2 separate regions of the Homo sapiens genome follow, and region 2 is linked to region 1. The links are chromatin contacts, found by Hi-C or POLR2A ChIA-PET in ENCODE. All regions are on one chromosome and are shown on one strand. The core of a region is the stretch at or near the end of the contact, and the rest is flanking DNA. Distances in the headings are between cores, read along the strand shown. Region 1 holds the start of LINC00528 (long intergenic non-protein coding RNA 528). Region 2 overlaps DGCR2 (DiGeorge syndrome critical region gene 2).

Region 1 (4,237 bases), core at 927-3,426:
TTTTTATTTTTATTTTAGAAACGGGGTCTCACTCTGTTGCCCAGGCTAGCCGTGCACTGACACGATCACAACTCACTGCAGCCTCCACCTCCCGGGGTCAAGCCATCCTCCCACCTCAGCCTCCTGAGGAGCTGGGACCACAGGCACACACAAACATGCCTGGCTAATTTTTTATCTTTCTTATTTTTTGTAGAGATGAACATCTCACTGAATTGCCCGGGCTGGTCTTGAACTCCTGGTGGCCCAGTCTGGTCTCGAACTCCCAAAGGACTTTTGAACAAAAACTCTCAAACTCATTGTTCACCATGGAAATGCAAAACCAAAATAGCACCGAGCTATCATTTTATACTATTAGACTGGCAAAGGTTTGGAGGCTAGATCCTGCCCAGTGTTGGTGGGGATGGAGCAGGGCGGCCTGCAAGCCCTGCTGTGGGATTAAAGTGTACCACTGGGGAGACCTCACCACAGGCCCACCTTAGACGGGAGCTCTGTCCCTACAGTTTGGTCCCCAGATATCTCTCTAAAGAAACCCTCATTCGGGCTCAGAGCACCGTGTTTGAGGATATGAATGAGAGTGGCTCGTCATGGCGGCAAGTTGGAGGTCACTGGGGTTCCATGGTTTGGGAGGCAGTTGGGCAAAATGCAGGGCTGCCCACAGTGGGGACCCCATGGCACTGGAGGCACACGCGCAGCAATGTGGAGGGACCCAGCAGATGGAGCCGGGTGGAGAAAACGCGCCAGCTCACATCTCAGTTAAAACACACGTGCACGAGCAACAGCACACTTGCTCGTGAGACTGCCTAGGAGCCAGTCCACGGCGCGGAGAGAGCCGGCAGCGCTGTCTCATTCACTGTCTCAGTCCAGCTTCCAGCCCTGCGCCATCCTTATGCGAGAGTCCCTCAGGTGTGTGGCAACCTCAGCTCTGCACACCCAGCCTTGGACACCCACAGCGCAAACAGGGACCCTCCCAGAGCTGCCCCCAAGCCCTCCCCTGGCCTGTGTGCGGGCGTCTGAGCGGGTGGAGGCCAGCCATGGGCTCTGCTTCCCTGTGAGCCAGGGTCTGGGCTGAGTCTAACCTAGAGGCCCAGGGTGAGCGCCGGGGAGGTCACATCATTCCCGGAGTTTGGAGGGATCCAACACAGCTCCCCTGAAGTTGGCTGTGACTTGGGCCTGTCAGAAGCAGCCTGAGAGGAGGGTCGCAAGTGACCCAGACCTGGGAAGGAGGGAAAGGTTTGAATTTTGCAAAAAAAAAAGATAACTTTGCCCTTTTCGCTTGATCTTGGGGGGACAAGATGGGGGTGACGCCTCCCGAGACCGGGAGAGGAAGGCCACCTGGCGAAGCTGCAGTCCCAGCATTATCTGTATGTTAAATTGATGTTTTAAATCAGAGTTGATATCCAAGTAATTAAAGAATAACTAACAAGCACAGGGACTAGTGAGGGGCTGGGCCAGATTCTCTGCAACCCATATGGCTTCACCTACTTTCCAAACCCCCGGTTCTGTGAGGACCGAAAATGACCATCCCAGACTATTCCAGAAACAGCCTGGGGATTCTGAAAGTTTCCCAGAGCATAGGCAGTGAAAGAGAGAGAAGCTCAGCCCTTCTGGAGGGGACGGGTGGCTCAGAACAGAAGGTGGAAAGGGAGAGAAGCTCAGCCCTTCCAGAGGGGATGGGTGGCTCAGAGCAGAAGGTGGGGATGCAGTTCTGGGGGCGCCATGGCCGAGCACCACAGACCCGGGACTTGCACAACAGAAGCGGGTTTCCTCACAATTCTGAGCCGGAAGGCGGAGATAAATGCGTGGGCACGGCTGGGTTCCCCGGACGCCTCTCTCCCTGGCGCAGAGACGATGTGTTGTTCTCCCCGGGTCCGTTCCTGTGTGGGTGTCCGCGTCCCCATCAGGACACCAGTCAGATAGGAGGAGGGCCATCCAGTGACCTCACTTCACCTTAATCACCTCTGGAAAGTCCCTGTGTCCAAGCACAGTCACGTTCTGAGGTCCTGGGGGTCAGGGCTTCAACTTACGAATTTTGAGAGCATTCAAGTCAGCCCACAACAGTGGACTCTGAAATAATCTTTTAGGAACTGGACTCCTCAAGGACGCTTTAGAAAATGCCGGCCTCGTTCTGTTGCAAAGGGGTAACTGAGGAAGAGGGGCTGAATTTTCACAGGAAGACGAGCCCGGTGGCAGGAAGTGACAGTGAGAAACTGCAGCATAAAGCGGAAGCAAAGGCCGACTGTGACTATGTGGTCGCCAGCTCGCCTTCCCCGTCAAACCTTGCTGGATTTTGTGTTTCATTTTCATTGCCAAAAACATCATTCAGGTCGGGTGCAGTGGTTCATGCCTGTAACCCCAGCACTTTGGGAGGCCGAGGTGGGAGGATTACTTGAGCCCAGGAGTTCAAGACCAGCCTGGGGAACATAGCAAGACCCTGTCCCAAAAAAAAAAAAAAAAAAAAAAAAAAAAGGCCAGGTGTGGTGGCACACGCCTGTAATCCCAGCACTCTGGGAGTCTGAGGCGGGCAGATCACCTGAGGTCAGGAGTTCGAGAACAGCCTGGCCAATATGGTGAAACCCCGTCTCTACTAAAAATACAAAAATTAGCCAGCCAATCATGGTGGTGGGTGCCTGTAATCCCAGCTACTTGGGAGGCTGAGGCTGGAGAATCACTTGAACCCGGGAGGCAGAAGTTGCAGTGAGCGGAAATCACACCATTGCACTCCAGCATGGGTGACACAGCCAGACTCCGTCTAAAAAAAATTTTTAAAAAATTAGCCAGGCGTGGCGGTGCATGCCTGCAGTCCCAGATACTTGGGAGGCTGAGGCAGGAGGATCACTCGAGCCTGGGAGGTCAAGGCTGCAGTGAGCTGTGATCACACCACTGCACTCCAGCATGGGTGACAGAGCTAGATCCTGTTTCAAAAAAAAAAATAAAGTCATCATTCTCTCATGTATGTGTATATTGTTTCATTTGTTAATTAAGGTATAATTTTACATACAGTAAAACTCACCATTCTTCGTGCAGAGTTCTCACAAAAGTGTACAATTGTGTGGCATCCACCACAATCCCTGTATAGAAGAATCCCATCATCCCCGGAATTTCCCTGGACCCTTCCATAGCCCCCCAGTCCGTCACCCCCTGAATTGTTTTCTGGCACCCCGCCCCCCTTTCTTTTTGAAGTGGTTGTTTTGCAGGAAACATCACCCTCTCTCATTTTACAAATACTGCAGACAGATTTTGAAGCCCAAAGCATCATAGAGGCAGCAGATCAGGACAGGGAGGATTGAGGCGGGGAGGCTCTACCCTGACTGTAAGAAGCACTTGAGAGACCTGCAAAAAGCCAACAGGAGAGGCAGAGACTGTGGGGGCCAATTGGTACAGGTCCTGCCCTGCATGACAGGGCCAGTGGCCCCCACAGTGCTGAGGATAAAATCCAACTGCTCATCCAGGCTGCTGGAGCCTCCTGCCTTCAGGCCACCCCACTGGCCTCTTGCCCACTGTGCCCCACTGTCCAAGCTCTCGCCTGCCCTGGGAGGGGCCCCTGCAGCTTCTTGTGCCCAGGTGCACGTCCCTCTCTTTTCCCATCTGGGCGCCTGCTGACATTGTACCATGAATTTGAACACCACCCTGCAGATGACCTGGCCTCAGTCCATGAAGTTTCCCTTTCGTCTTCTGCAGGGCACCGGCCCCTAATGCCATCTGACGGTTTCCCTGCTCACAGGATCTTCCATTTGTTAGCCCCCCAGAGTGCCCAGCCCGAGTGAAGAGCATGCAGGAAACAAGCCCCTGTCCTCGTGGAGGCTACATTCCGAGAGGGGAGGTAGGCAACACACACACAAACGACTCCGTGGTATGTCATGCTGCGATGCTGGCTGTGGAGGAAAATGAAGTGAGGCCTGGTGAAAGCCAGAGGCCATGGGGCTGCCGAGGAGGAACAGGGACAGGGTAGGATTTGCTTAGAGCAGGGCAGGTCGCGTGGGACTCTGCGGGCCACTGAAAGGAACTTGGCTTTTATTCAGAGGATGTTAAAGCGTGAGTGACATCCTCTGACCTTTTATAAAAGAGGCAAGAGTCTAGGGAGCCCGGGTAGAAGTGAGGGCGTCTGGAGGAGCCACAGTGGGCTCAGGGAGTGAGCCCACGCGAGGGCGCAGAGCAACTGGACGCTCCAACAGGGCTGGTGGAAGTGCCGAACGGTGTGCATCACCTTGGAAAGCAGGCAGTTTTTAATACCATGAAG
Region 2 (4,237 bases), core at 575-3,074, 1.3 Mb before region 1:
CATTTTACAGATAGAGAAACAGAGCTTGGGAGACTAAGTGACTTAGCCAAAGTCACACAGCTTTTAAAGTCATGGAGTGGGTATTTGAAACATGGGCAGCATAGAGTTCATGCTGTGATATTGCACAGCTTCAAGAGAAGTCTCTGGCTCTTTTTCCATCTACTCCTTGTCTTTCTCCTTCTGCCTTTTCTTTTTTTTTTTAATTTAATTTTATTTTACTTTAAGTTCCAGGATGCATGTGCAGAACATGCAGGTTTGTTACATAGGCATACATGTGCCATGGTGGTTTGCTGCACCTAACAACCTGTCATCTAGGTTTTAAGCCCCGCATGCATTAGGTATTTGTCCTAATGCTCTCCTCCCGCCTTTTCAATGTGAACCTTCCCACCCACCCTGCTTTTCTTGTCTTCTTCCCATAGCTTCAGCAGGCTCCAGGTGCCGCAGCCCTGACTCCTCAGGGCCCACCCCTGCTGTGTCCACACAAATGCCCCCAGGAAGCTGACACTTCCCCGCAGCCTGTTCCTGCAGTCCCTGCCTTGGTTCTTAGCTGATGCTGTCTTATCACTGCCACCCCATCCCCATTTCTGAGCATCAGGCACCCTCATCAGCACTTGGCATGTAATAGCTCCATTAACCTTAACTGTAACCCCGTTTTTTGGATAGAGTTTTTCGTGTGTTAAATCTTGTGTTCAACTTAGGTTTTGAAATAAGAGCAGGAAATGAAGCTTTCAGACTGCAAATGTTTCCTTTGAATGTTCTTTAAAGACCCCATATGATAGGACATGTGCTTTTTGTGAGTGTAACTCCCTGTGGTGATCACACTAAAGTTTGGACCCACTCTGTTAGACAAGGGAGGAACTGGGCAGAACTGCCTGCCCATGGCTGGGCTGTAGGCTCAGTCTCCTTTTAGATGCGTCAGATTTCTAGTCTTGCTTTCTTGCAGGAGTTACTTCATTCAGTTGTAATATTATCCTTAGGACTTTAAATCCCTCCGTATTTTATATGTGCTTTTCAGGGTTAGGCGGCTCCACTGCTACCGCAGTTTTTTTTTAATAACGTAAAATATGCCATCATAACCACTCAATTCAGTGTTCAGTTCATTCAGTGTTCAGTAGTGCCAGAGTATGTACCTTGTTATGCAACAGATCTCTAGAATGTTTTCATCTTGCAAAACTGAAACTCAGTACCTATTGAGTAACTACCCCTCCCTTTTATCTCTCTCTCCAGCCTGGCAACCACCGTCCTACTTCCTGTTTCTAAGAGTTTGACTGCTTTAGATACTCCATATAAGTAGAATCATGCAGTATTTGTCTTTTTATGTTTGGCTTATTTTACCTCAAGGTTCATCCATGTTGTAGCATGTGTCAGAACTTCTTTTTAAGGCTGAGTTGTATTCCACTGTATGCATATACTGCATTTTGTTTATTTAGTGTACACCTGGGTCGCTTCCACCTCTTAGTTATTGTGAGTAGTACTTCTGTGAGCATAGGTATATGAATATATCTTTGAGACCTTGCCTTCAATTAATTTTGGGTATGTACCCAGAAGTGGAATTGGAATTGCTGGATCATATGGTAATTCTATTTTTAATTTTTTAAGGAAACTCCATGCTGTCTTCCATAGTGACTGTACCATTTTACATTCCTACCAACGATGTACATGAGTTCTGATTTCTTCACATCATTGCCAACACTTGTTTGTTTGTTTGTTTTTGACAGTGGCTATCCTAATGGGTGAGGTGATAGCCTATTGTGGTTTTGGCTTACATTTCCCTGATGATTAAGGAGGTTTTTTTTTTCTTTTCCTTTTGAGACAGTTTCGCTCTGTCATCCAGGCTGAGGTGCAGTGGTGTAATCGTAACTCCCTGAAACCTTGACCTCCTGGGTTCAAGTGATCCTCCTGCCTCAGCCTCCCATGTAGTTGGCACTACAAATGCATGCCACCACACCCAGCTAATTTTTTGATTTTTTTTTTTTTTTGTAAAGATGAGATCTCACTTTGTTGCTCAGGCTGGTCTTGAGCTCCTGGGCTCAAGCAATCCTCCCACCTCCGCCTCCCAAAGTGTGAGGTTCATTTTCTGATATGTGGAGTCCAACTGTCTAGTACCATTTGTTGAAAGGTTATACCTTCTCCATTGAATTGTCTTTGTACCTTTGTCAGAATCCATTGACTACATTTGTGTAGGTCTATTTCTGAGATCTGTATTCTATTCTGTTCTGTTGGCCTGTGCATCTTTTTTTTTTTTTTTTTTTTTTTTTTTTTTTTTTTAGATAAATTCTCTGTTGCCCAGGCTGGAGTACAGTGGTGGGATCACAGCTCACTGCAGCCTTGACCTCCCTGGCTCAAGTGATCCTGCCACCTCACCCTCACCGAGTAGCTGGGACCACAGGTGTTCACCATCATATGTGGCTAATATTTTTATTTTAATTTTTGTAGAGACTGGATCCCTGTGTTGCCCAAGCTGGTCTCCAACTCCTGGGCTCAAGTGATCCTCCTGTCTCAGCTTTCCAAAGTGTTGGGATTACAAGTGAGAGCTACTGTGCTCAGTGTGGTCTGTGTATCTTTACTAAGCTTTTGATCAAAGACTTTTTTAATTTTAAAGAAGTCTGATTTATCATTTTTTCTTGTTATGGTCATGCTTTCTGTTTTTGTCTAATAAATCCTTGCCTACCCCAAGGTTACGAAGTTCTTCTCCTTCCCTAGTAAAATCTGAGCTTCGTGGGGGCAGACACCTTATGGTTCTCCTCCTGCTCTTCTCACTTGTGTCCTGTACAACACCTGGCCCCTAGGAGGTACACGGCGGTGTTCATGGAAGGAGCAAATGAGTTGTCTTAAGGATTCATAATAATGTATTCTAAGCACTTGATATACTGCCTGGCACATGCAAAATGAGCATTCAGGAATCTGATTTGACTACAGCTGTTCTTTCTCTTAGAGAAATTGGCTGCGCTATCCTGTGGCTATGATCGAAATGTGGTGCGAGTGTTGGATGAAACTGCTGGCTGATGTTTACATCAGATGCGAGATAGCTCTCGCTCCAGTTCTGTCCCACCCTCCTGCCCTGGTCTTATTCCCAAGTATGTAGCCCCTCCTGCCCGAACCCCCATGAAATAAGGACTGATTGCAAGTTGCTGTTCTTTTCTTGAAAGTGTCACTCATGGAATAGGTATGCTTGGTGGACCTGCCTTTCTCTTCTTTCATCTTATATGATCCCTTCCTTTTTCTTAGGACCTTCCCTTCTTTTCTAGGATAACTTATTTTAAACAGGGCCTTCTTTCCCAAACATCTGCCTAAGGAGAAGCCACAGGGCAGAGCAGCTGAGCCAGTGTTTTGGTTGGACAGCATCTACAGATAGATGGTAGCAGGTGGTGATCACTTCTTCTCCTGGAGGTAGAAAATGCTTGTTATTTATGAGAAATAAATGCTGAAGCATAGGCCTTGTCCCTTTGTTCTTGTGTGGTGTTCCCCAGTGTCAGTGTTGTGACCCCTTGGGCTGTGGGAGAAAGTGGCTGGCACTCCCCTAGCGCTTGGCAACCCTACTCCCTCTCCACTGTTGCAGGAGAGCTGGCCACCTGTCTCCAGTGGTGGTGATGGGGAGTCAGGAGCTCCAGGGTCCAGGGGAGGAGTGACTGAGGGTGGAGCCTTCACTCAGAGATTCCACTTGCCCCGGGGGCTGTTTGGAAATGGGTTTGGTGGTTATGTGTTTGGGGAGCTACTGCCATTTAGGGAGCCATATCAAAGAAGTTGCAGGCATATTTCAAAACCACAGCAGGAGTGTTTGCAGGTGTAAAATATTTTGTTCTAGTAACTGGCCACTGGTAGGGAAAAAAAGTACAATATGTTGGTACATCCTTGGCTCTGCACCAGACTGGTGGTGGGGCTCTGGTATCCCTGGGCTTTGTGCAGTGAGCCCCCAGAGGCTCTGCTGACTGCTGTCTCGGTGAAGGAAATGGCTCAGAACTGGAAAGTTTGGACCTGGTCCTCTAGGGAGTCAGAATGCAGAGCCCCACCCAGGGGCTCTGCTGGCTTCAGGGATGGGGATTTGGGTCAAAGAGCCCACAGCCTGACCTCTGATGCCCATTCTGCTGCTGCCAACTTGATGTGGGACACTGAGTAGGCGGGTCAGCCCCTCTGAGAAGCTAGCTGGCTGGACTAGTTGGGGGTTTCAATACATAGAACAGCTTCGGGCCTTCCTTCACATTTTGCTAATGAAACTTCCAATCTCATCATTTTCCAT

The links. Hi-C counts contacts between places; a loop is a spot of excess contacts on that map. ChIA-PET counts read pairs that join two places held with the same protein, here RNA polymerase II (POLR2A). Pooled maps may share reads with other maps.
Region 2: a pooled map shows a loop between it and region 1 (10-fold over the local background). The contact joins the enhancer-like site here to the promoter of LINC00528 in region 1. A Hi-C loop is called at or near these places in 1 of 50 pooled maps. POLR2A ChIA-PET finds 5 or more read pairs at or near these places in 2 of 52 experiments (B cell and HEK293T).

Annotation. Positions count from the first base shown.
Region 1 is chr22:17,775,229-17,779,465 of GRCh38, reverse strand. LINC00528 (long intergenic non-protein coding RNA 528) reads right to left here and starts at 2,176. Exons shown (of 1, transcript NR_103718.1): 1 at 1-2,176. RefSeq lists enhancers at 132-181, 1,662-2,141.
Region 2 is chr22:19,106,601-19,110,837 of GRCh38, reverse strand. All of the region lies in intron 1 of DGCR2 (DiGeorge syndrome critical region gene 2), which reads left to right. Among named protein-coding and RNA genes, the nearest start is that of DGCR2, 14 kb to the left of the region's middle. RefSeq lists enhancers at 1-477, 478-980, 4,204-4,237 and a silencer at 1,076-1,125. Within about 2 kb of position 1,824, at least 16 of the 41 ENCODE cell types and tissues checked have a DNase peak (open chromatin) inside an H3K27ac peak, as active enhancers do; they include B cell, where a contact is called at or near this core.